Regions from separate parts of the Homo sapiens genome. Here region 1 is linked to region 2. Evidence: read pairs that join two places in POLR2A ChIA-PET (ENCODE). Cell type or tissue: MCF 10A. All regions are shown on one strand. Each heading gives the region's core, and the rest is flanking DNA. Links, peaks and the distances in the headings are about the cores only. Region 1 overlaps SPIRE1 (spire type actin nucleation factor 1). Region 2 overlaps SPIRE1 (spire type actin nucleation factor 1).

Evidence for each region. ChIA-PET counts read pairs that join two places held together with the same protein. Peaks named below come from ENCODE experiments on the same cell type or tissue, not always from the same donor. Only the 100,000 strongest peaks of a DNase experiment are listed, where the experiment ranks them.
Region 1: POLR2A ChIA-PET joins it to region 2 with 5 read pairs; 5 of 35 experiments call an interaction of 5 or more read pairs at or near these places.

Annotation. Positions count from the first base shown.
Region 1 is chr18:12,563,250-12,576,218 of GRCh38, reverse strand. The region is part of intron 2 of SPIRE1 (spire type actin nucleation factor 1); the gene reads left to right. Among named protein-coding and RNA genes, the nearest start is that of SPIRE1, 88 kb to the left of the region's middle. In MCF 10A, for the core only: no CTCF peak of the experiment used is centred there; a DNase peak (open chromatin) is centred at 6,808.
Region 2 is chr18:12,623,295-12,636,263 of GRCh38, reverse strand. It overlaps SPIRE1 (spire type actin nucleation factor 1), which reads left to right. Exons shown (of 17, transcript NM_001128626.2): 2 at 1,168-1,202. Among named protein-coding and RNA genes, the nearest start is that of SPIRE1, 28 kb to the left of the region's middle. In MCF 10A, for the core only: no CTCF peak of the experiment used is centred there; no DNase peak of the experiment used is centred there.

The DNA of each region.
Region 1 (12,969 bases), core at 4,275-9,274, 60 kb after region 2:
CTTTTTTTCTTTTTTTTGAGACGAGTCTCACTATATCGCCCAGGCTGGAATGCAGTGGGGTGATCTCGGCTCACTGCAACCTCTCCCTCCTGGGTTCAAGCGATTCTCTTGCCTCAGCCTCCCGAGTAGCTGGGATTACAGACATGCACCACCATGCCCAGCTAATTTTGTATTTTTAGTAGAGACGGGGTTTCTCCATGTTGGTCAGGCTGGTCTTGAACTCCTGACCTCAGGTGATCTGCCCGCCTGGGCCTCCCGAAGTGCTGGGATTACAGGCGTGAGCCACCGCGTCTGGCCTCCATATACATTTTAAAATCAGTTTGTCAATTTCTCTAAAAATCTTAACTAGGATTTTAAGATTGCGTTGACTTTAAATCAGTTTGGAAAGAGCTGACGTTGTAACAATATTAGTCTTTCAATCCATAAATTTGGTATATTTCTCCATTTACTTAGACCTTTACTTTCAGCAATGTATAGTTTTCAGTGTTAGGATATTGCAAGTTTTTGTAAGCAGGAGTAACTCTTATGCAGATGCAAATACATATGCTTATTTACCACTTAATAAAAACAACAAAAGCATATCTAAATTTTAGGGAAAGGCCAGGCTCAGTAGTTCATGCCTGTAATCCCAGCACTTTGGGAGAATCCCTTGAGACCAGCCTGGGTAACATAGCAAGACCCCATCACTACAAAAAAATACAAAAATTAGCTGGGCCTGGTAGTGTGCATCTGTAGTCCCAGCTATTCAGGAGGTTGAGGCAGGGATTTGATGTTATAGTGAGCTATGATCATGCTACTGCACCCCACCCTGGGCAACAGACTGAGATCCTGTGTCTAAATAAATAAATAAATAAATATTCAGGGGAAGATTTTTCTTTTTTGAGAAACGACTAGCTTTTTTATTTTAATTTTTTTATTTTTTTTTACTCTTTGTGTTCACTGAGTCATAACTAGCCATTTTTGAGGATCTAGTTTGTCAAACTAAAGTCATGAATAATTGCTGTATCACTGTCAGTAACTTTGATCCCTGTCTTTCCATCATCTTCAACTTTTTCCTCTCTACTTTCTTTTCATCACCATTCAAAACATGCTTAAAACTCTGGTCTTAAAAGACAGACTGAAAACACCTACCTCTGCCCTGTCTCATCTCCAGCTACTAACATGTATTTCCCCTTTTCTTCATTGAATTTTCTGAGACTGCTGTGTACACATTTCTGTTTACTCACCCAGATTGCCCTTGCCAAAGTCTCCAATGACCTCCACCTTACTGAATCCAGTGGACGTGTGCTAGAGTTCCTCTTACTTCTTATCCACATTCAGTACATATGACGATGCCTTCCTTCTTGAAATATTTTCTTTCTTTGGTTTTTGTGATACCACAGTTTTTGGATTTCATCCTTTTCTCCCTTTCCCAACACTGTTGCTCCTTTACAGTCCAATCTCTTGGTTTCTCATCCTCTGGCCAGCCACTGAATGTTTAGTTCTTCTTCTCCTGTGTGCATTCTCTCCTTAGGCTGTCTCATACACTCTGACTTCAGTAACCAATGACATGCCAGGGAATCCCACTGTATGTTCCTAGCCCATGGCTCTCCTTTGCCACCCACACAGCTGCCTATTTAGTGTCTGTGATTATATTTCCCACAGGTATTTAACTTGCCATCTTTCTCTTCCAAACTCTTTTTCCTCCAGTTTTCCATATCAGTAAATTCTACCACTATCCCTACTAGCTCAAGCTAGAAACCCAGGAATCATTTTTTTTCTCCCTACATTTAATGCATTGTGAAGTCCTGTCCATTCTACCTCCTAAAGACTTTCTCTATCTACCTATTACTATGCATCCCAAGAAACCATCAGCCCTAGATTTGACTCTACTGCAGTAGCCTCCTATTTGATCTTCCTGCATCTGCTCTGGCCCATTTTTAATCCGTTCTCTAACACTGTATTTTTAAAGCCACATTATCTATCTATTTTTTTAAAAATTAATACTTTTTTTAGAGCAGTTTTAGGTTTACAGAAAAAATTGTTCAGAAAGTATAGAGAATTCTCACATAATCTTAAGTCACTTTCTCCTGTTATTAGTATCTTGCATTAATGCAGTACGTTTACTACATTGAACCAATGTTGTTCATGTAGTACATTTACTACATGAACCAATATTGATACATTAAAAATTAAAAGTCGGCCGGGAGCGGTGGCTCACGCCTGTAATCTTAGCACTTTGGGAGAATGAGGTGGGTGGATCATGAGGTCAGGAGATGGAGACCATCCTGGCTAACACGGTGAAACCCCGTCTCTACTAAAAATACAAAAAATTAGCCGGGCGTGGTGGCAGGCACCTGTAGTCCCAGCTACTCGGGAGGCTGAGGCAGGAGAATGGCGTGAACCCGGGAGGCGGAGCTTGCAGTGAGCCGAGATTGCACCACTGCACTCCAGCCTGGGCAACAGAGCAAAACTCCGTCTCAAAGGAAAAAAAAAAGAAAAATTAAAAGTCAATAGTACATAAGGGTTCACTTTTTATGTTTTATATTCTGTGGGTTTTGACAGATATATGATGACACATGTCCATCATTACTGTTATATAGATAGCTCATTTCTTTTTTATCTTTGAATATTATTCCATTATCTGGATTTACCACAGTTTGTTTACCCATTCACCTATTGAGGGACATCTTGGTTGCTTCTAAGTTTGACTATAAACATTCATGTGCAGGTTTTTGTATGGACATAGTTTAAACTTATTTGGGTAAATACCAAGAAGCATATTTGCCAGATCATTTGGTAATAGTGTGTTTAGTTTTGTAAGAAACTGCTAAATTGTCCCCCAAAGTGGTTGTACCATTTTGCATTCCTGAGAGTTCCTATTGCTCCACATCCTTGCTAGCATTTGGTGTTACGAGTATTTTATATTTTAGTTACTCTCGGAGGGGTGTAGTAGTATCTCGTTGTAATTTGCAGTTCCTTAATGGCATATGATGTAGAGAATGTTTTCATATGCTTATTTTCCATCTGTATATCTTCTTTGGTGAGGTGTACATTCACATTATTTGCCTATTATATAATTGGGTTGTTTTCTCACTGGGTTTTAAGAATTCTTTCTATATTTTGGATACCAGTTCTTTATCAGATATGTGTTCTGCAGATATTTTCTTCCAGTCTGTGGCTTGATCATTTTATTCTCTGAAAAATGTCTTTAATAAAGTCCAGCTTAGTCAATTCTTCTTTCATGGGTTGTGTTTTGGTGTCATATCTAAAACATCATTGCAAACCCAATGCTGCCTATCTTCTAGGAGTTTTATAGTTTCGGATTTTACATTTAGGTCTATCATCCCTTTTGAGTTAATTTTTGTGAAAGGTTTAAGGTCCATGTCTAGATTCATATTTTTACTTGTTCATATACAGTTGTTCCAGAACCATTTGATGAAAAGACAATCCTGGCTTCATTTTGTATTGCTTTTGCTCCTTTGTGAAATATCAGTTGACTCTATTTCTGTGAGTACATTTCTCGGCTGTGTACTCTGTCCCATTGATCTATTTTATCATTTCTTTTGCCAGTACCACAGTGTATCTTCTATTTAAAAATTTTTTTAACAATTTTTTTTGTTTTGTTTTCGAGACAGGGTCTCATTCTGTTACCCTGGCTGGAGTGCAGTGGTGCCAACATGGCTCACTGCAGTTTTTTTCTGGGCTCAAGCGATCCTCTTGCCTCAGCCTCCCAAATAGCTGGGACCACAGGTGCATGCCACCATGCCTGGGTAATTTTCTAATTCTGTGTAGAGACAGGCTGGGTGTGGTGGCTCATGTCTGTAATCCTAGCACTGTGTGAGGCTGAGGCAAGAGGATCAGTTAAGGCCAGGTGTTTGGGACAGTTGGGGCAACATAGTGAGACCCTGTCTATTAAAAAAAAAATGAGATGAGATCATCTTGGTCCACAAAACACATCAGTGGCCTGTATTAATTTTATTTGATAAAGACCCATATCCTTTAGATAGCCTGTATGAGACCCTGTGTGATTGTGTAATTGACCCCCCCAAGCCCCCACTGCTGGTCTAGCTTCATCCTCGCTCTTCCTCTAGTCATTAGGATTTTTCTCAGTCATTCCATGTTCTTCTTGACCTCTGGTCCCTCATACTCAGTATTTCCTGTTTCTGGAACTCTACTGTAACCCCATCTGCTCCTGTATAACTCCTACTGATCTTTCAGGTGTCTGTTTAAACTTTACTCTCTTAGTGAGGGGCTTCCGTGACCCCAGACTAGGTTGTAGTTCCCTGTTATATGCTCCCATGACACCTTCTCGTTATTGTAATGTTTAACATGGTTATATGAGTCAGTTTATTATCTGTTTTCCCCAAGTCAAAAGCTCTGTGAAGGCCATAAACCTCCTGTGTTTTCTTCATTGCTGTATCTCCATTGCCACATACACTTTGCTCTTGGGAAATGTCTGTTGACTGAATTAATGAAGGGAACTATGCACAGTGGACATTAGCTAGATTAATAGAAAATTATGCTTTTGAAGGGATAGAGTTTATTAGATGTGGGATTACAATAGTATTTAGAGATTGTGACAAAGTATTTTATTAAAGCTTTATAGTATTTTTGTGAACACAGTGGAAAAATGTGAGATCATTTTATGAAGTTAGGTTGCAATCAGTGTCAGCATGGGGAAAATGTCCCTGGTATTCTGAAGGGCTTCTTAGTTGGGACTCACCTTTAAATAAATTTTCTAAAGACGCAGAATGCATACCCAGATTGGCCAGTTTTGGTCTGGGCATGATAATGTGTTAGATGGCAGACTCTAGATTTTACATGATTCTACCAAGCTAAAATAATTGTTCAAAATAAATAGGGGCCAGGTGTGGTGGCTCATGCCTGTAATCCCAGCACTTTGGGAGGCTTAGGTGGGCGGATCACTTGAGGTCAAGAGTTTGAGACCAGCCTAGCCAACATAGTGAAACCTCATCTCTACTAAAAATACAAAAATTAGCCGAGCGTAGTGGCTGGCACCTGTAATCCCAGCTACTCGGGAGGCTAAGGCAGGAGAATTGCTTGAACCCAGGAAGCGGAGGTTGCAGTGAGCAGAGGTTGTGCAACTGCGTTTCAGCCTGGGTGACAGAGTAAGGCTCCATCTCAAAAAAATAAAATTAATAAATAAATAGGATAAAATAGGTTTGAGATAAATATGTAACCTTTTACCAGGTCTGAAAAACATCTTTCACAAGCTAAAAAAAAGAAACACACACTAAAGGAGAAATATGCTTAACTATTATGATGTGTGTGACTTGGCCATTCTGGTTGACTGTAAACCCAAAGGGTTGATAATTTAATGAGCTTACCAGAAATCTGAATACTGAACTGGTTGTATTTATGTGGTGTGGAACAAGGGAAGTCCTCATTTGGTGTGTTATCTGATGATTATACAACACATGGAATAGGATTTAATTCTTGATGCCACATTTTAGCCCAAGCATGGCAGAGTAGGAGATGTCCAGGTGTGCGGCTCTGTGGGAGAGTAGAATTATGGATATGGAATTCCATAAGTGAGGAGGACTCCAGCCTGGCTTTGTTATATATTAACTGCCTCAGTTTTCTCATGTTTAAAATGAGAATAATTAATGTCTGCTTCCCAGGATCATCGTAATGTATAAAGGAAAACATACTCCTAATGAAGTGCTATACAGATATAAGGAAATCCCATTTATTTGATTGACAAGGGGACTTGAAGAAACTTTTCTGGTTTTGGTTTTTGAATTTTTAAGCTGGAAAAGAGGGGATTTTGGTAATGAAGCATGACGACAAAGGCAATAGCAGCTACTGTTTGTTAGATAACAACTGAAAGGGTAGGCGCTGTGCTCCACAACCTTGATATTTGATATAGGTCATCTCCATTTCAGCAGATTTGACATTTAAGACTTACGCTATCTATTGCTATTTACACATGTTAAACAAAAATTTTAAAGCACATACTGCATGGAGAGCAAAGCGCTGCATTCTAGCAAATACCAAGAAGAATCATACTTGATCATGCCAGCAAAGGAGACAAATATGGACTCCAATACTTTTAGGAAGTCAAAGTCAGCACAAAGAGGGGCTGGATGAAGGGGAATAACGTGGTGATGGGAAGACTTGATTATGGGATACGTGGTGGGTGCTCTGCATGAAGCATTGGTGTTAGTGTGTGTGCTGCTATTCAATAGTGAGGCTGCCCTCAGTGGCTGGACCTGGCAGCTAGAGAACAAGCAGTTCCATCTGTGTGTCTGTTGACCCCACACAGGATAAACAAGTAGATATGACATTGTAGTAGCCTTAAATTTTAGAATATGTGGTTTTATTTAGTGCCCTCTTTTCTTCTACCCCATTTCAATTGGTTGGGCTTTAAAACCACTTGTTTCATTTAGTTCTAAAACTTTACACTGTAATTCATGTTCATTTTAACGAATGTCAGAGGCCCTGGAAATGTCCAAGGGGGCAAGGGGGCTGGTGCTACTGTGATAGGACATGAGCAACGGTTTTCCACCTGCCTTGAGACTAGTAACTCAGATGAATATTTTAGATCTGATGCTGTCTTTTCTCTTGTTTTTTTTTTTTGTTGTTGTTGTTTTTAAACATTTCTACGTTTTGGCCAATAACCTCCTAAAATTAGCATAAATAAGTATATATCTATGCAAAGTCACCTGTCCAGGTACTCTTATGTTTCAGTCATTTTTCTGGTAGCCCCCCTTGTCTCCAATTCAAGATGGTGTCCGAAGAACTAGGTATATGCTTTTCTGGCAAAATATTAGACATTCCCTCAATCCAGTGAAAGTGATGAGTCAGCTGGTGCACATGCCAGTGTAATAATGCCAAGCCTTGTTATGCCTGTGCTCCTTTTTTTTTTTTTTTTTGAGACGGAGTCTCACTCTGTCGCCCAGGCAGGAGTGCATTGGTGTGATCTCAGCTCACTGCAAGCTCCCTCCCAGGTTCACGCCATTCTCCTGCCTCAGCCTCCCGAGTAGCTGGGAATACAGGTGCCTGCCACCATGCCTGGCTAATTTTTTTGTATATTTTTAGTAGAGACAGGGTTTCACCGTGTTAGCCAGGATGGTCTCGATCTCCTGACTTTGTAATCCACCCACCTTGGCCTCCCGAAGTGCTGGGATTGCAGGCATGAGCCACCGCACCCGGCCATGTTATGCCTGTATTTCTAAGAGTATGGGTTAATTTTAGAATTACTTTTTGGCTCAGGTTTAAATTAGGAAAGGTGAGTAGATTTGGGATGTTTAACCAGACCAGATGTAGTTTATCCTTGGGCTAGCAGTTCCTCCAGGATGTTTCAGAGCTGTTCAGGCTGGATCACGCTGGATCACCACTACAGTGATCTGTTGGAATGACAAAGGTGGAGTAACTTTCTGTGTTCATAAGTTCCATATCTAACTTTAAACCATATATGTCTGAGAGGAAATAATTTATATCTTGGCTCATTCACTCATTAACTTTTGAGTCCTTACTGTTTATAAAATAATGTGAAGATATAAAGATGAATTACAGAAGGATTTTGCCTTCAAGGAGCTTAGTCTTGTTGGAGAATTAAGATAGGTATATAATTAGCCATAATCCAAGGTAACAAGTGAAATATACCACATAAACATGCAAATTAACATCATGAAGATTCTGAAGAAAAAAATAGTTGTTTTCATTAATTCATAGAGATTGTGATGCGATGGTAGAATCAGGGATACCAAGGCATCATAGAGGAGATTCTTTAGAGCAAGAGGATGGACAGATGAGTGGAGTTGGACATACAAAATGCAGGAGAAAGGCCATGCAGAAAATAGGAATGATACTGAACAGTGGCATAGAGATGAGAAAGTGTAGAGCATATAAAGGAAAGAGTAAGAAATCAGTATAGCTGGACAGCAGCATACATGAGTGATAACTAAAATTAGCTTGCAAAGGTAACTTTGTAGTAAGATGAGAAAAATGATTGGCATGTAAGAGTGGATTTGTCATTTAACACCTATGTTCCCACCCTGGGAAGGTCCAGAAAACACTTTCACCATGACTGTGAAAAATAAATTAGTAAGGGGAACCCCAGCATCCTTGAAGTACCCCGATCACTCTTCTACGTCTACGTATGCCATACCTTACAGTGGGAACTCTGGTCACTGAATTGGGAAACCTAATGCAATGGAAGTAATTGGATCCCAGGGTGGCAGGAGCCAAATGGTGGCACTCAGTCACCAAAGGCAAGGCAGACATGATTACCAAAATGAACAGCAGAGTTAAAGCAGCAGTCATAATAGTCCAACTCACAAAGACCAATGGCTTTGGTTATTTGATCATGGCATTTCTAGAAGTGAAATGGGAAACGTAGTAAATTCTTACTTGATTTGTATAAGCAGGAAAGTTATAGGTTAGGTAAACAAAACTCAAACTTGATTAATAAAAACAGAGAGTCATGACCCTCAGTCAATTCCCATACTTGAGCCATTTCCAGACCCAGAATCCATTGAATGTAGGGAGGCTGAATTCCCTTAAGGAAGGATCCTGGTATGCTACCAAAAATTTATATTTTGTTAATCCTTCCCCAAAGGACTTAGGGCTTTTTACCAGTGTAACTGCATATTGGGGAAAAAGGAGTAATCAGACCTCTTAGGGACAGCTGGACACAGGCTCTGAACAGATAGTGATTCTAGGAGACCCAAAATGTCACTGTGATCCACCAGTTAAGAGTAATATTATGTGGGCTATTCTGGGTCCTTTGCCTTTTTATATAAACTTTAGAACTAGTTTGTTAATATCTGCAAAATAATTTGCTGAAATTTGGATTGCATTGAATCTGTAGATCAAGCTGGGAAGAACTGACATCTTGACAATGAGTCTTCCTGTCCATGAATGTGGAGTGTCTCTCCGTGTCTTTAGTTCTTTCATTTTGTTCATCAGTATTTTGTATTTTTCCTTATACAGATCTTGTATGTATTTTGTTAGATTGACACCTAAGTATTTTATTTTGGGGGGTGCTCATGTAAGTGGTATTATATTTTTAATTTCAAATTCTACTTGTTCATTGCTGATATGTATTAAAATGATTGACTTTTGTATATTAACCTTGTATCCTGCAACCTTGCTATAATTGCTTATTAGTTCCAGAGGGATTTTGTTCATTCTTTTGTATTTTCTACTTAGATGATCATGTCATCTGCGAACTAAGTTTTATTTCTTGCATACCTGGGATAAATGCCACTTGGTTGTGGTGTATAATTTTCTTGGTACATGGTTGGATTCAATTTGCTAGTATTCTACTGAAGATTTTTGTGTCTATGTCCATGAGAGATATTGGTCTGTCGTATTCTCATAGTATCTTTTTCTGCTTTTGGTATTAGGGTAATGCTGGCCTCATAGGATGAATTAGAAATATTCCTTCTGCTTGTATATTCTGAGGTAGATTGTAGAGGGTTGACATAATTTCTTTTTGAATGTTTGGTAGAATTCACCAGTGAACCTATCTGGTCCTGGTGCTTTCTGTTTTGGAAGGTTATTAATTATTTATTCTTTTATTGAGTTTCTTTATTGGTTTCCCTAGAATTTCTAGTATACATTTACAGCTAATCCAAGCCCAGTTCAAATAACACTCTACCTCTTGATAGGTAATGTGAGTGCCCTGTACTAATGAAATAATCCCGAATAAGATATATACATAAGCATACATAATTGAATACATTGTTGCTATTATTATTTTGGACAAACTGTTAGCTATTAGACCAATTAAGAATAAGCAAAATAAAAGTTTTTATTTTACCATCACTTATTTTTACTTCAGTGCTCCTCCTTTCTTTACGTAGATCTGAATTTTTGACCCATATTATTTTCTTTCTCTCTAAATAACTTCTTTTTAATTTATTTTTTATTTGAGACGGAGTCTTACTCTGTGGCCCAGGCTGGAGTGCAGTGTTGCAATCTCGGCTTACCGCAACCTCCACCTCCCGGGTTCAAGCCATTCTCCTGCCTCAGCCTCCCGTGTAGCTGGGATTACAGGCATGCACCACCATGCCCAGCTAATTTTTGTATTTTTGGTAGAGATGAGGTTTTGCCATGTTGGCCAGGCTGGTCTCAAACTCCTGACCTCAGGTGATCTGCCAGCCTCGGCCTCCCAAAGTGCTGGGATTATAGGAGGGAGCTACCACACCCAGCCTAAAGAATTTTTTTTTTTGTTTGTTTGTTTGTTTGTATTGTCGCCCAGGCTGGAGTGCAATGGCACGATCTTGGCTCACTGCAACCTCCACCTCCCAGGTTCAAGCGATCTACTCCCTCAGCCTCCCGAGTAGCTGGGACTACAGGCGTGCACCACCATGCCCAGCCAACTTTTGTATTTATAGTAGAGATGGAGTTTCACCATATTGGCCAGGCTGGTCTCGTACTTCTGACCTCATGATCTGCCTGCCTCGGCCTCCCAAATTCCTGGGATTACAGGCGTGAGCCACCGCGCCCGGCCAAGAACTTCTGTTAACATTCCTTGCAAGGCATGTCTACTGACAACAAATTTCTTCCATTTTTATTTGTTTGAAAAGTCTTGGCCGGGCGCAGTGGCTCACACCTGTAATCCCAGGACTTTGGGAGGCTGAGGCGGGAAGATCATTTGAGGTCAGGAATTCAAGACCAGCTTGACCAACGTGGTGAAATCTCGTCTCTACTAAAATACAAAAATTAGCCAGGCATGGTGGTGTGCACCTGTAATCCCAGCTACTCGGGAGGCTAAGGCAGAAGAATCGTTTGAACCCAGGAGGCAGAGGTTGCAGTGAGCTGTGATTGCACCACTGCACTCCAGCCTGGGCGACAGAGCGAGGCTCCTTCCCAATGGAAAAAAGAAAAAAAAGGAAAAGTTTTTATTTCTCCTTCACTTCTGATGGGTAATTTTGCTGAATACAAAACTCTAGGTTGATGCAGGTTTTTCTCTTAACATTTTGAATATTTCATTCCATTTTCTTCTTGCTTGCATGGTTTCTGAGATGTGAAATGTAATTCTTATCTTTGTTCCTCCATAGGTAAGGTGTGGTTTTTGTCCTTTTAACTTCTTTAAGAATTTTTGCTGTATCTTGGATTTTCTGTAGTTAGAAACTGATATGCTTATGTGTAGTTTTTTGGCATTTATCATGCTCGATGTTCTTTAAAATTTTGGACCTGTAGTTTGATGTCTGACAATAATTGAAGGAAATTCTTGGTCATTATTCCTTCAGGTATCTTTTTCTTTTCTTTTCTTTTTCTTTCTTTCTTCTTTTGTTATTCCTATTACACATAATTTATACCTTTTGCATAATAGTTGTCCCACAGTCCTTAGATACTCCATTTTGTTTTTTGTTTTTGTTTTTCCCCAGTCTTTGTTCTCTTTGCTTTTCAGTTTTGGAGCTTTCAGTTCTCTTCGGTAAAACATACACAAGTGTGAGGGTCCTCCTCTGACCAGGTCCCCTGGAGTTTTTTTTAATTCTCAGGATTGCTGTGCTAAGCTCCTAGCACTTGGTCAGTTACCATTCAATTTTTCCCACCCTGGCGCTGGTTCCCAGGGCAGTTTCCACTTATAATGCTCTGCTCTGGAAGCCACGAATACCTGTATTCACCTCTCTGCCTCTCCAATCTTGGGGACATTGGTTTGCCCTCTGCTCTCATCTGTATGGATCCAGGAAGAGTTGTTGATTTTTCCATTTGTTCAGCTTTTTACTTGTTGTCAGAATAGAGTAGTGACTTCTAAGCTCCTTACATGTGGATTTAGAAACTGTTTTTTGTTTTTTACTTTGTTCATGGTGTTTTAAAATTTTTGTTTTGCCTTATACATGTGTTTTATGTTTAACATAACTGTCTTTCTCCTTATGGCTTCTAGAGTTTGACTCATAGTTAGGGAAGTCTTCTCTAATTCGCCCCCTTTATTCTCCTAGTAGTTTCTTGGTTTCATTTTTTTTCCAATGACTGCCACTACCCAGTCCAACTTTCTTTGCCCACTGGGTCTGTTCCATTAGTCTGTATGCCTGTTTATGCTCTAGGGTCACACTGCTCTAATCATTGATTAGATCCTTGAGTATGTGATAGAGCTGGGACCCTTTAATTTTCCTGGATGTTTTGCTAGTTTATTTTTTCATATGAATTTTAGGATGAACTTGGCTAGTTCTAACCTGACATTGTAAAACTATGCTTTTTGTATCAGTATGAAAAGCCCCTTTTATGCAACATGAATTTCAGGAAAAGAATAGCTGTTTAAGAAACTGAAGATATGTAAAACATAATATATATACTCTATTTACATCGGCTTTATGTATGATTTTTGTTCATTAGAAAAAGATAGAATTTAATAGTTTGCTCTTGAATATTTACACATTTCAGGAATGCTTTTGTACATAAAAATAGATTTGTTTGGCTTTAATAGTATATTTTCATCTTATGTTCTTCTGTAACTCCTAAAGTTTTTAAATAATTTTATATTCCTTTAATTTTTCTTTTTCGGTATCTTGTTCTATTTTGAGTGGTAACAGTTTTGGGGTTTTTTATTTGCCCCAAGAATCTTCTAAAGATCTAAGGGATTATAGATACAATTGATGCCAATAACATGGAAAAGGACAATACATATTTCTTGTATCACAACTATTTTTAGAAGATTCATTGGACTATATAGATGAAGTTTTTACATTCAGGTAACATGATTGCATTTGTTTTTATGAATAATTGGAATATCTCATAATGTTCTAATTTATATCTACTCATAGGAACCTAAATGAATTTAGCAAATATGAGAGTTTTCTAGTCCCGGCTACTTGGGAGGTGGAAGCAGGAGGATTGTTTGATGCCAAGAGTTCTAGGCTGATGTACATTATGATCACACCTATGAAGGGCCAATGCACTCCAGCCTGGGCTGGAGACCCCCATCTCTTAAAAAAAAAAGACTAATATAATAGTTGTATGAAATTTGTATTATTTTGATGCTCATAGATAATACTTTCTTATATAAATGTA
Region 2 (12,969 bases), core at 4,659-9,658:
GCTAAATGCATATTTGAATTTAGGTCAGTGAAATCTAAGTGTAGTCTGGGGAAATTAAATTTTCTAGTACTGACTGGGCATGGTGGCTCACGCCTGTAATCCCAGCACTTTGGGAGGCCGAGGCAGGCAGATCACTTGAGGTCAGGAGTTCGAGACCAGCCTGGCCAACATGGCAAAACCCCATCTCTACTAAAAATACAAAAATTAGCTGGGCATGGTGGTGGGTGCCTGTAGTCCCAGCTACTCACTCAGGAGGCCAAGGTGGGAGAATTACTTGGACCCGGGAGTGGGTGGTTGCAGTGAGCCAAAATCACACCACTGCACTCCAGCTTGGGTGACAGAGTGAGACTGCTTCTCAAAAAAAAAAACAAAAAAAACCAAAAAAACCCAATTTTCTAGTACGCAGTATAATTAATTGTATAATTGTGTTATTCGTTCTTTTTGTTAAAACTATTTAATAAGTGATTCTTTAAAATAGCTGTTTTTGTTTAAGAAGTATGTTTTTGTCAGCGACATTGACAGAAATGTATTAATTGTTCATGTTCTTTGGTATTATGTATCAGTGATGGAGAAAAATACTAATGTTGGTGCAGCCAAATATTGTTCAGTTCTAATTATTCTTTAAGTGAGCCTCTGTTGGAAAAATTACTCAATTAATTATATGGTTTTGCCTAATCATATATTAAAGAAAAACAGTCAGCATATATTAAAGAAAGTATGAATTTAAACATTATTCCTTTCATTGAAATGATCACTGTATCTTTAAACTGGAAATATATTTGCAGTCTTTTAAGATTTCCTAAGGTATACTTAAAATAAAATACCTTTAAAGTATTTTAAGGTGTTTCTTAAAAGAAAGCAAGACTTTCAAATGTTTTTGTTTGATTGATTTATATATCTGTATTAAATATGTACATATGTTTTAGATCTTATTACAGTTAAGCATTTTTTTCTCACCTTTTTTCTTTGTTATTTTTTAATGGGCCTATTTAAACTTAAATCTCTAAGTAGGACCTTCAGGGATATTTGGTCATTCTAGCATCTTTCATTTGCATAGATATTCTCATAGACATAATAAAGCCATAGCCAGAGAAGCTCAAATATTTTTATCAATGATTTAAAAAAGCTGAAATCTTTTTAAAGTAATCCTTTTCATTTTTATTACAGGTAAATTGGGATATTCACAATGTATGGAAACAGAGGTAAGTGAAATACTCAAATATTTCTTAGTAAAGCAGCTTTGCAGTCCTGTTTAGACTAACTTGAGTACTGAACTATCTCACTATAGGTTCTTGGTCTTCTGATAAGATTTCTTTTTTTTTTTTTTTGAGATGGACTTTTGCTCTTGTCGCCCAGGCTGGAGTACAATGGCACGATCTTGGCTCACTGCAACCTCTGCCTCTTGAGTTCAAGCGATTCTCCCGCCTCAGCCTTCTGACTGGCTGGGATTATAGGCACCCACCACCACGCTCAGCTAATTTTTGTATTTTTAGTAGAGACGGGGTTTCACCATGTTGGCCAGGCTGGTCTTGAACTCCTTACCTCAGGTGATCCACCCGCCTTGGCCTTTCAAAGTGCTGGGATTATAGGCATGAGTCACCGCACCTGGCCCTGATAAGATGTTTTGAGAGCAGGTGTGTTTTCTAGGTTTAGGAAGAGTAAAATGTGAAGAAAAATTACTTGCCTTGTCCATATTTTTGTAACGTCAGGTTGTGTTATAAAGAATAGCTTAATTATCATTTTAAAATTTAACCGTATTATTATTTGCAGAATTGAGTTAGCTAAGATCCAGAGCTCTTAGTAATTTCAGTTTTTTTTTCATAATTCAGTGCAGTATGTCATATAATAAATACAGCATTTAAATGTGTTAGACTCCATTGGAGCTGCCTTAATTTAAGAAAAAATAGGGACTTAGAAACAATGTTTTAGTAAGATTAATAATAAATTTGGTGCTTTGTTATTTATACAAGTAGGTTTATTATTATTATTATTTTTTTTTTTTTTTATTTTTATTTTTAGACGGAGTCTCGCTCTGTCGCCCAGGCTGGAGGGCAGTGGCACGATCTCAGCTCACTGCAAGCTCCGCCTCCCGGGTTCACGCCATTCTCCTGCCCCAGCCTCCCAGGTAGCTGGGACTACAGGCGCCCGCCACCGCGCCCAGCTAATTTTTTGTATTTTTAGTAGAGACAGGGTTTCACCGTGTTAGCCAGGATGGTCTCGATCTCCTGACCTCGTGATCCGCCCGCCTCGGCCTCCCAAAGTGCTGGGATTACAGGCATGAGCCACTGTGCCTGGCCTGGTTTATTATTTTTTAATAATTTAATTTCAAATTTCTGATTGTGAAATTTAAGGGGTTTCTATGTGTTCATTGCAGGGATTTCAAGCATAATACTGAAATACCAGGTCAGCATATATGTGTGGTGTTCTTTTCAGTAGCAGTTTCATCATCCTTAGATTGGGGGTGTTGGGTGTTTTGTTAGTGGCAATGCCCAAATAAAGGATTTAAGAAGTTGTATTTCAAATTTTATAATGCATCTACATATTGTTGTAGGTTTTAGTAAGTTTTAACTGTTGTTTTAAATGAAATGTAGGCTTCCCAAGGGATTATATTGTATAATAGAGAAACAAAAATAATTTATCCCTTTTGGCATTAATTTTTGTATTTTCTTTCTTTTTTTTTTTTCTTTTGAGACAGAGCCTTGCTGTGTCTCCCAGGCTGGAGTGCAGTGGCACAATCTTGGCTCACTGCAACCTCCACCTCCCAGGTTCAAGTGATTCTCCTGCCTCAGCTTCCCGAGTCGCTGGGACTACAGGCACATGCCACCATGCTGGCTAGTTTTTGTATTTTTAGTGAAGACGGGGTTTTACCATGTTGGCCAGGCTGGTCTCAAACTCCCGGTCTCAGGTGATCCACCATTACAGGCGTGAGCCACTGTGCCCGGCCCATTTTTGCATTTTCTATTCAACTTTGAAAGGAGGGACAATTTTTTCCAAGTTAGATCTAAAAAGGCAAGAACTTAATATTTTTATATTGTTAGAATTTTTGATATACTATTCAACATGACACAAAGGGGTGGGATTTGATTTGAGTCAGAAGAGGTAAGTTTTGTGGTTTCTGGGTGTGTATTTTTCTAGCTATGCAATTTTGAGTAAGTAATTTTTCTTCCAGAACTTTGTCTTTCTTATCTATAAAATGTTAATGGTAATTTGTATTAACCTCATAGCTTATGAAATTTTTAAAGAGATACTATATATTAAAATGTTTCATAAACCTTAAATGCACTATTGTGAATTAAGATGATACAAATATAGTCAGCATTCATCTGCATTTAGGTAATGAAATATGAAGATTTTACATACAAGGCACAGTTATCTAATTATCGTTTTATTATATTGTCATAAAATCCACATGATCTTAACATTAGTTTAGTACTCACTTTGTAAAGAAGCATTAGTTCATTTTATCTCCTAATTGACAGCCCTTATAATTTGATCCATAACATAGGTCACCAAAAGAATTGGAATCTAACTAAATAGAAGTTTTTCAGAATTAAAAAAAAAGTAAAAATTTGGAGGGGGCAAAACACAAGGAAACAAAAATTTCAATCTGATATTGATTTAATTCAGAAAAATAGGTATTTTCTAGGGCTAACAGTGGTTATCAGTGGGGAGGAGATTGGGATTGTGGATGGTCATTTATCCATATTGTTTGATTTAAAAAAAAGTATCTGTGTATTACTTTGGTAATTAAGATAGCAAAAAGCAGGAGTGGTGAGGCGGTAGAGCCAGAGGGAACTACTTTTTCTTAGAAGTTTGGTGAAATGACAGAAGGAATTAAAAAACAGCATAAGGAGGAAGTTTTCTGTTGCGTTTTAGGTTAGAGACGATGGGCCATTTGGTGGTGGTGGTGTGAGGGAGCCTGGAGTGCGTGAGCCAGGTTCAAGAGTGGTTATCTAATGAAGCAGACCCAGGAACACATGGGAGACGATGGTTGTCTGGAGTAGTGCTGCTCAGAACCAAGACTGGTCCAGGGCTCTGTGGTCTCTGAGACCCTCTCAGGGGATCTGCAAGGTCAAAACTATTTTCATAGTACTACTAGGATATCATTTGCCTTTATACTTTCATTCTCTTAAGAGCGTACCATGGAGTTTTTGGAGGCATGAGGAAGACTGTCAGAATGACTGCAGAAGCAGATGAGATCCAGCCTTTTTTTTTTTTGGAGACAGAGTCTTGCTCTGTCACCCAGGCTGGAGTGCAGTGCCATGATAACGGCTCACTGTAGCCTCAACTTCCTAGGTTCAAGTCATCCTCCCACCTCAGCCCTCTGAGTAGCTGGGACTACAGGTGCATGTCACCACACCTGGACAGTTTTTTATTTTTTATTTTATGTGTATTTTTTGAGACAGAGTCTCACTCTGTCACCCAGACTGGAGTGCAGAGGTGCGATCTTGGCTCACTACAACCTCTGCCTCCTGGGTTCAAGCGATTCTACTACCTCAGCCTCCCAAGTAGCTGGGACTACAGGCGTGCGCCATGATGCCCGGCTAATTTTTGTATTTTTAGTAGAGACAGGGTTTTGCCAGGCTGGTTGTGAACTCCTGACCTCGTGATCCTCCCGCCTCACCCTCCCAAAGTGTTGGGATTACAGGCGTAAGCCACTGTGCCTGGCCTGTTTTTTTATTTTTATGTTTTTTTTTTTTTTTTTTTTTTTTTTTGTAGAGATGGGGTTTTGCTATGTTGCCCAGGCTGGTCTCCAACTCCTGAGCTCAAGCAGTCCTCATGCCTCGGCCTCCCAAAGTGTTGGGATTATAAATGTGAGGCACCTTGCCCAGCCTCTGTGGCTTTCATTGAGCCTGACATTAAAAGGTTTTGTAAAATGTAAAACAATTCCACTGTTCTCATTTTTTTAATGTAGTTTTTTTTTCCTCCATAAAATGTTATTAACATTTAATGGGCTTAAATGAATTAATACATATTTTAAACATTCCTTGGTTTTAATTTCTAATACAGTAAATATTGATAGATTATAGCCCACATTAAAAAAAAGCTCTTTGGGCTCTAATTTTTTAGTGTGTAAAGAGAGTCTAAAACCAAAATTTAAAGGTTTGAGAGCTGTGGTATGAGAGCACAGATGGCAGAGGTACTTCTTCCTAAGAAACAGAATAGGGAGGTAGGAGGAAACTAGAGTTGTGGGGTAGGCAGCAGGAAGCCCAGGCATCCTTGCCATATGGGTTTAAGGCTCTTTTTGTCAGCAAGAAGGCAGGCTCATTTCTGAGACTGAGGTTATACGGGGTCACAAAGGGGACTGACTACTAGAGCCTCTCTTGGCTCTTAAATTATTTTTCTGTTGAGCAAAACAAATTGTTTTTCTATTTCTGCCATTCCCTCTGTAAACCCCTCACCCAACTCTTGCTAGTATAAGCTGCCTGAAGGAAGAGGCTGGCTGCCATTCTGGGGCAGCCTGTTCAGCCTTTCTGAATTCAGAGAGGCCTTGTTAGGTGGCCCTTGTGCCCAGGCTCAGCTCATGGGGCCTCCCTTTCCTTCTCGCTTCTCTGCCTCAGATTCTCCATTGAGGGTGGATAGCTGCAAAAATTATTATTATTTTTTGAGACAGAGTCTTGCTCTTGCCCAGGCTGGAGTGCAGTGGCATGATCTCAGCTCACTGCAACCTCTGCCTCCCAGGTTCAAGCGATTCTCCTGCCTCAGCCTCCTGAGTAGCTGAGATTACAGGCATGTGCCACCACGCCCAGCTAATTTTTGTATTTTTAGTAGAGATGGAGTTTTGCCGTGTTGGCGAGGCTGGTCTCGAACTCGGAACCTCAGGTCATCTGCCTGCCTCAGCCTCCAAAGTGCTGGGATTACAGGCACGAGCCACTGTGCCTGCCATAAAAATTATTTACATTTTATTCAGCATCAAGCCTAGCTTTATACGTGCAGCATATTATGTGTCATTCCTGGTTGGGAAGTGTAAGGTTTCCTGGGAGCAAGAAGGAAGTCCTTCTTAAGCAAGGCTTACAGACTCCCAGGGAGAACAAAATCTCTTTATCTCTCTGGGGTTTTAGGACCCTCATCAAGTCATAGAATTGAAATAGAGAACATCAATTGTTCAACTTTTTAATTTTAATAGTTTTTGTAGTACATAAAAATCATGTTATGAATTATTTTGTAGTTTTAATTATAACTTTTTTAGCACTTTTACCATATTCTTAAAAATTAAAAATTATGAGTTCTGAGAAAGCAGTGAAATCACATATAGGTATTTGATTAACTTTTATGTGATCTTTTACCTCAAGCTAATGTTTCTTAAAATCAAGTATTTTACCTTATTTCTTACTGTTTGGAAAATGTTTTAATATACTTGATTATACTAAGTATTTTCCAGCATTTGAACTCCTTAATGGAAATCTTTCATATGATTTGTTTTAAATGACATGCAAATTTTTTTACTTTAATAGGCAATTTAATTTTTCCCTATAACTTTTTCTGCTTTTTGAAAGTATAATTTACATACAGTAAAATTTACCTTTTTATTTAATTCTTTGAGTTTTGACAAGGATATTTTGTTGTTAACTATCCCTACAATCAAGTTTTGTCACCCCTTTAACGTCCCCCATGCCACTTTGTAGTTAGCCCTGCCCCTCCTCCCAGCCCCTCTTAGCCACTGATCTGTATGTTGTTCTTACAGTTTTGAAAAGGACATGTAATTTAAACAGCGTGTGACCCATATTTCTCCCTTCCTAGTAGTGGCTCACAGCTCAGACTACTAATTTATAAACTCTTGAATGACTAACCTGTACTCGTAGGCGCTTGCCTGTCAAGGAAGCAGTTCAGACCCAGATTTAAGGGTAGCTTTTATTCCAATTTTACAAATTTTTCCTACTGCCATTGTTTAAATAGTTTTGTGGATTATAATCTTACTTTTGAAGAAAATTGCTAAATATTTGAAAATGCTAAAACAGAACTGATTTGAATTTCCATGTATTTTAATTGAGGCTTTTACATTGGTTTTTTTCCAGCTTTCCAAATTTCATCACATTCCTGTCTCCTATTAATCACCACTAATTATGTAGCACTCAGAGGCCCTTTCCCTTCAGCAGGAAAGAAGGTTAAATGAATAACTAGAACAATCCTGTTCCCTTGGGGGATTAACTGTATTTTAAGTGGAATAGGTTAAAGTATTATATAAAGTTAAATGAACTTTTATCATTACTTTAATCTTGATAGAACTGGTTTGTAAAAATTGTACCATAGAATCATTTAAGCTTTAGTGAGGGAAACTATTAAAAAGACTCATGTTCACATCTCAGAAATAAAGTTCATGTATACTGGGCATAAGTACCTATTCTGTGTTTCATTCCCACATGCATCTTGAAGAAATATTTTACAGCTTACTCATTCCTGTACACTAATAACAGACAGAGAGCCAAATCATGAGTGAACTCCCATTCATATTGCTACAAAGAGAATAAAATACCTAGGAATCCAACTTACAAGGGATATGAGGGACCTCTTCAAGGAGAACTACAAACCACTGCTCAACAAAATAAGAGAGAGACACAAACAAATGGAAGAACATTCCGTGCTTATGGATAGGAAGAATCAATATCGTGAAAATGGCCATACTGCCCAAGATAATTTATAGATTCAATGCCATCCCCATCAAGCTACCAATGACTTTCTTCACAGAATTGGAAAAAACTACTTTAAAGTTCATATAGAACCAAAAAAGAGCCCGCATTCCCAAGACAATCCTAAGCAAAAAGAACAAAACTGGAGGCATTGTACTACCTGACTTCAAACTATACTACAAGGCTACAGTAACCAAAACAGCATGGTACTGGTACCAAAACAGATATATTGACCAATGGAACAGAACAGAGGCCTCAGAAATAACACCACACATCTATAACCATCTGATCTTTGACAAACCTGACAAAAACAAGAAATGGGGAAAGGATTCCCTATTTAATACATGGTACTGGGAAAACTGGCTAGCCATATGTAGAAAGCTGAAACTGGATCCCTTTCTTTATACAAAAATTAATTCGAGATGGATTAAAGACTTAAAATGTTAGACCTAACGCTATAAAAACCCTAGAAGAAAATCTAGGCAATACTATTCAGGACATAGGCATGGTCAAGGACTTCATGACTAAAACACCAAAAGCAATGGCAACAAAAGCCAGAATAGACAAATGGGATCTAATTAAACTAAAGAGCTTCTGCATGGCAGAAGAAGCTACCCTCAGAGTGAACAGGAAACCTACAGAATGGGAGAAAATTTTTGCAATCTACCCATCTGACAAAGGGCTAATATCCAGAATCTACAAAGAACTCAAACAAATTTACAAGAAAAAAACAACCCCATCAAAAAGTGGGCAAAGGATATGAACAGACACTTCTCAAAAGAAGACATTTATGCAGCCAACAGACACATTAGAAAATGCTCATCATCACTGGTCATCAGAGAAATGCAAATCAAAACCACAATGAGATACCATCTCATACCAGTTAGAATGGCAGTTGTTAAAAATTCAGGAAACAACAGATGCTGGAGATGATGTGGAGAAATAGGAACGCTTTTACACTGTTTTTGGAAGTGTAAATTAGTTCAACCATTATGGAAGACAGTGTGGCGATTCAAGGATCGAGAACTAGAAATACCATTTGACCTAGTGATCCCATTACTGGGTATATACCTAAAGGATTATAAATCATGCTACTATAAAGACACATGCACACATATGTTTACTGTGGCACTATTCACAATAGCAGGCTTGGAACCAACCCAAATGTCCATCGATGATAGACTGGATTAAGAAAACGTGGCACATACACACCATGGAATACTATGCAGCCATAAAAAAGGATGAGTTCATGTCCTTTGCAGGGACATAGATGAAGCTGGAAACCATCATTTTGAGCAAACTATTGCAAGGACGGAAAACCAAACACCACATGTTCTCACTCATAGGTGGGAATTGAACAATGAGAACACTTGGACACAGGGTGGGGAACATCACACACTGGAGCCTGTTGTGGGGTGGGGGAGGGAGGAGGGATAGCATTAGGAGAAATACCTAATGTAAATGGGTGCAACAAACCAACATGGCACATGTATACCTCTGTAATAAACCTGCACATTGTGCGCATGTACCCTAGAACTTAAAGTATAATAACAAAAAAATTTTACAATTAGAAGAGTGTTTCTCTGTCCACCTCTGAAGCAAAAGAATATTTAGTTTGAATTAAGAGGCATTAATTACTCTCAGTCAAAAAATTTTGTTTTGTTTATGTAAATAACAAAAGAGTTCAGACCTGTTAACAATCTTTTTAAATTAAAAATGATCATCCTCTGGGCAAAAAAAAAAAAAAAATATATATATATATATATATTTTACAGCTTACTATATTCCAAGTACTGTTATAGACATTAATTAATCATCACAGCAAATGTATGAAGTAGATCCTATTATTTGCATTTTAGGGATGAGAGCTAAGTATATAGAGAGGTTAAGTAATTTGCCCAAGCCGACATAGCCAGAAAGTTGCGGAACCACTTTATCTCTTTACTTTTCATATATTTGTCTTTTCTTTATTCAGCCTGTATCTGCAATGTAAGGTATCTACATAATGCTGATGGTTAATTTAGTGCCTTATTTGGAATAATGAGATGCCTTTGTATCTCCTTATATGCCTCTTAACTGCAGCTACTTCAGTTCTTGGCATTTTATAGCCAACGGATATAGTCCTGTTAGATGTAACCTTGACAAAAGTGTTAACGCAGTCCATGAACCTTCAACCTCTTAGATGAGGACAGGGTCTGTACTGTAGGAACTTGTAAAGTAGTCTGATTCCAAATTACTCAAAATGATTCAAGAATTGTTCTATATAGTTGAACCTCCTGGAAAGTCAAATCTGCTTTAGGGGACCCAGAGATCTTGAGAGAAGCCAAGAAATACATCATAGTCTCTTGGACCTCGATCTGGTTATGTACAGTTTTTGACCCAAACAGGGCTATATCAATTTTTAATGTTTTCTGAGCATCCTAAAATAAACTACTAAAGGCTGTAAATGGGGTTTGCTGCTTTATACGGAGTATAACATTTTAAAATGTCTTTTTTTGTCTTTAGCTAAATCAGCTCACTACCCATAATTGATTCTACCTTCTGGCTCGTTTAGGTGACAATTAGATTTGTATTTCCTTTTTTTGGGGGGGGGCGGGGCGGTGTGGGGAATGGAGTCTCTCTCTGTTGTCCAGGCTGGAGTGCAGTGGTGTGATCTCAGCTCACTGTAACATCTGCCTCCTGGGTTCAAGTGATTCTCCTGAGTAGCTGGGATTACAGGCAGCCGCCACCACGCCCAGCTAATTTTTGTATTTTTAGTAGAGACGGGGTTTCACCATGTTGGCCAGGCTGATCTCGAACTCCTGACCTCAGGTGATCCACCCGCCTTGGCCTCCCAAAGTGCTGGGATTACAGGCATGAGCTACCATGCCCCGCCCTGTATTGCCTCTTTTAATTGACAATGGGTAGCCCTTAATTTCAAAAGTAACTAAAAAATCCAACCTGAAAGAAGAAAGTAGTAGTTATGCACACATGAAAATATTTGCATGCATGCACAACTTTAGCTGCATAAATGAGGCTGTTTTATGTGACTGAGAAATAGTATTTGATACCAAACTAATTAAATCTTAAAATATCTTGTAGAAACAACAAGGCAATTATTATTGAATCTACTCTTTTAGCAGATGGCTTTGCCTGATCTTACGCTTTATGGGTTTGTAAATGGAATTGCATCACAAGAAGTTAAAATGATGAAATGTATTGTCAAAGAGGACTGGAAGAATAAACTCCAGTAACTGCTGGTAACAACAGCATTTTCTCCTTGGTCAGCAGGCTAAGAGGAATGTTTAGGAATGCTTGCATTCTACTTTCTGTCTTTTTGGATTAAAGACCCCAAACACACCTGAATTCCCATGGCCGCAACACGGTGTGGAAATCAGTTTGTACGTCCTCAGAGGAAATTGTGTCTGTACATGAGTTGCCGCTTCCGAGTGTCAATTTTAATAGAGGTCTTGGCAGAGGGATCATTGTAGTGTGATGAATAGATAATCTCCACTTAGATTTCATGTATCAGACATAGACTAGGACATTATGACAGTCACTTGGCATATTTGAAATTCAGTCATGCTTCCCCCACCCCCGCCCAGTTGGCATTTATTACTAAAATGACCTTTCTGGGTTACAGTCATAGATGTCTATCAGGGGACATGATTTGACCATAGGATACATAATTTATACAAGTAGTGTTCCTTTGAATAGTTTTTACTATATCTGAAGACAAATAATAGTTATATGTCTGGCAAAGGATTTCAGAATAACTCAAATTATCTGGGAGTAAATATTTTATAATTACTTTTTTTTTTTTTTGAGATGGAGTCTCACTCTGTCGCCCAGGCTGGAGTGCAGTGGCGTGATCTCGGCTCACTGCAACCTCTGCCTCCCAGGTTCAAGCAATTCTGTCTCAGCCTCCCAAATAGCTGGGATTACAGGTGTCCACCACCATGCCTGGCTAATTTTTGTATTTTTAGTAGAGATGGGGTTTCATCATGTTGGCCAGGCTGGTCTCAAAAGAGTTTACCATATTTACTATATGGGTAGCTTAAACACCTCCCAGTACTTTACAATAGAGTATGTAGATTTTTTTTTTTTTTTTTTTGAGTCAGTGTCTTGCTCTGTCACCCAGGCTGGAGTGTAGTGGTACGATCTCGGCTCACTGCAACCCCCGCCTCCTGGGTTCAAGTAATTCTGCTGCCTCAGCCTCCCGAGTAGCTGGGACTACAGGCACACGCCACCACGCCTGGCTAATTTTTGTAATTTCAGTAGAGACGGGGTTTCACCATATTGGTCAGGTTGGTCTCAAACTTCTGACCACAAGTGATCCACCCGCCTCAGCCTCCCAAAGTGCTGGGATTACAGGTGTGAGCCACCACTCCCAGCCATGTAGAATGTTTTTTTTTTTTTAATAATTTGCCTTATTAGGCAGGCATGGTGGTTTACGCTTGTAATCCCAACACTTTGGGAGGCCGAGGCGGGCGGATCACCTGAGGTCAGGAGTTCGAGACCAGCTGATCAACATGGCGAAACTCCGTCTCTACTAAAAATACAAAATTAGTTGGGTGTGGTGACACGTGCCTGTAATCCCAGCTACTCGGGAGGCTGAGGCAGGAGAATGGCTTGAACCCTTGAGGCAGAGGTTGCAGTGAGCCGAGACCACTCCAGGGCGCACCAACCTGGGCGACAGAGTGAGACTCCATCTCAAGAAAAAAAAAAAGGCCGAGTGCAGTGGCTTACGCCTGTAATCCCAGCACTTTGGAAGGCCGAGGCAGGCGGATCACCTGAGGTCAGGAGTTCGAGACCAGCCTGGCCAATATGGTGAAACCCTGGCTCTACTAAATACAAAAAATTAGTTGAGCATGGTGGTGGTTGCCTGTAATCCCAGCTACTTGGGAGGCTGAGACAAGAGAATTGATTCAACCTGGGAGGTGGAGGTTGCAGTGAGCCAAGATCATGCCATTGCACTCCAGCCTGGGTGACAAGAGTGAAACTCTCTCAAAAAACAAAACAAAAAAGAATTTGCCTTATCAGTCTGTCTTAGTGAAAAATTAAAATGATTTAAATAAAATAAAACCAGTATTTTTCAGCACACATAATGCAATGCGGATGGGATCTGTGTGGGAAGGGACTAGATTTTTATTTAGTTTTTCAAAGTACATTTATTCATTTGTAGCATTTGTAGAAATGATGTTGGCCAGGCGCAGTGGCTTACACCTGTAATCCCAGCACTTTGGGAGGCCAAGGCGGGCAGATCACGAGGTCAGGAGATTGAGACCATCCTGGCTAACACAGTGAAACCCTGTCTCTACTAAAAATACAAAAAATCAGCCAGGCGTGGTGGCGGGCGCCT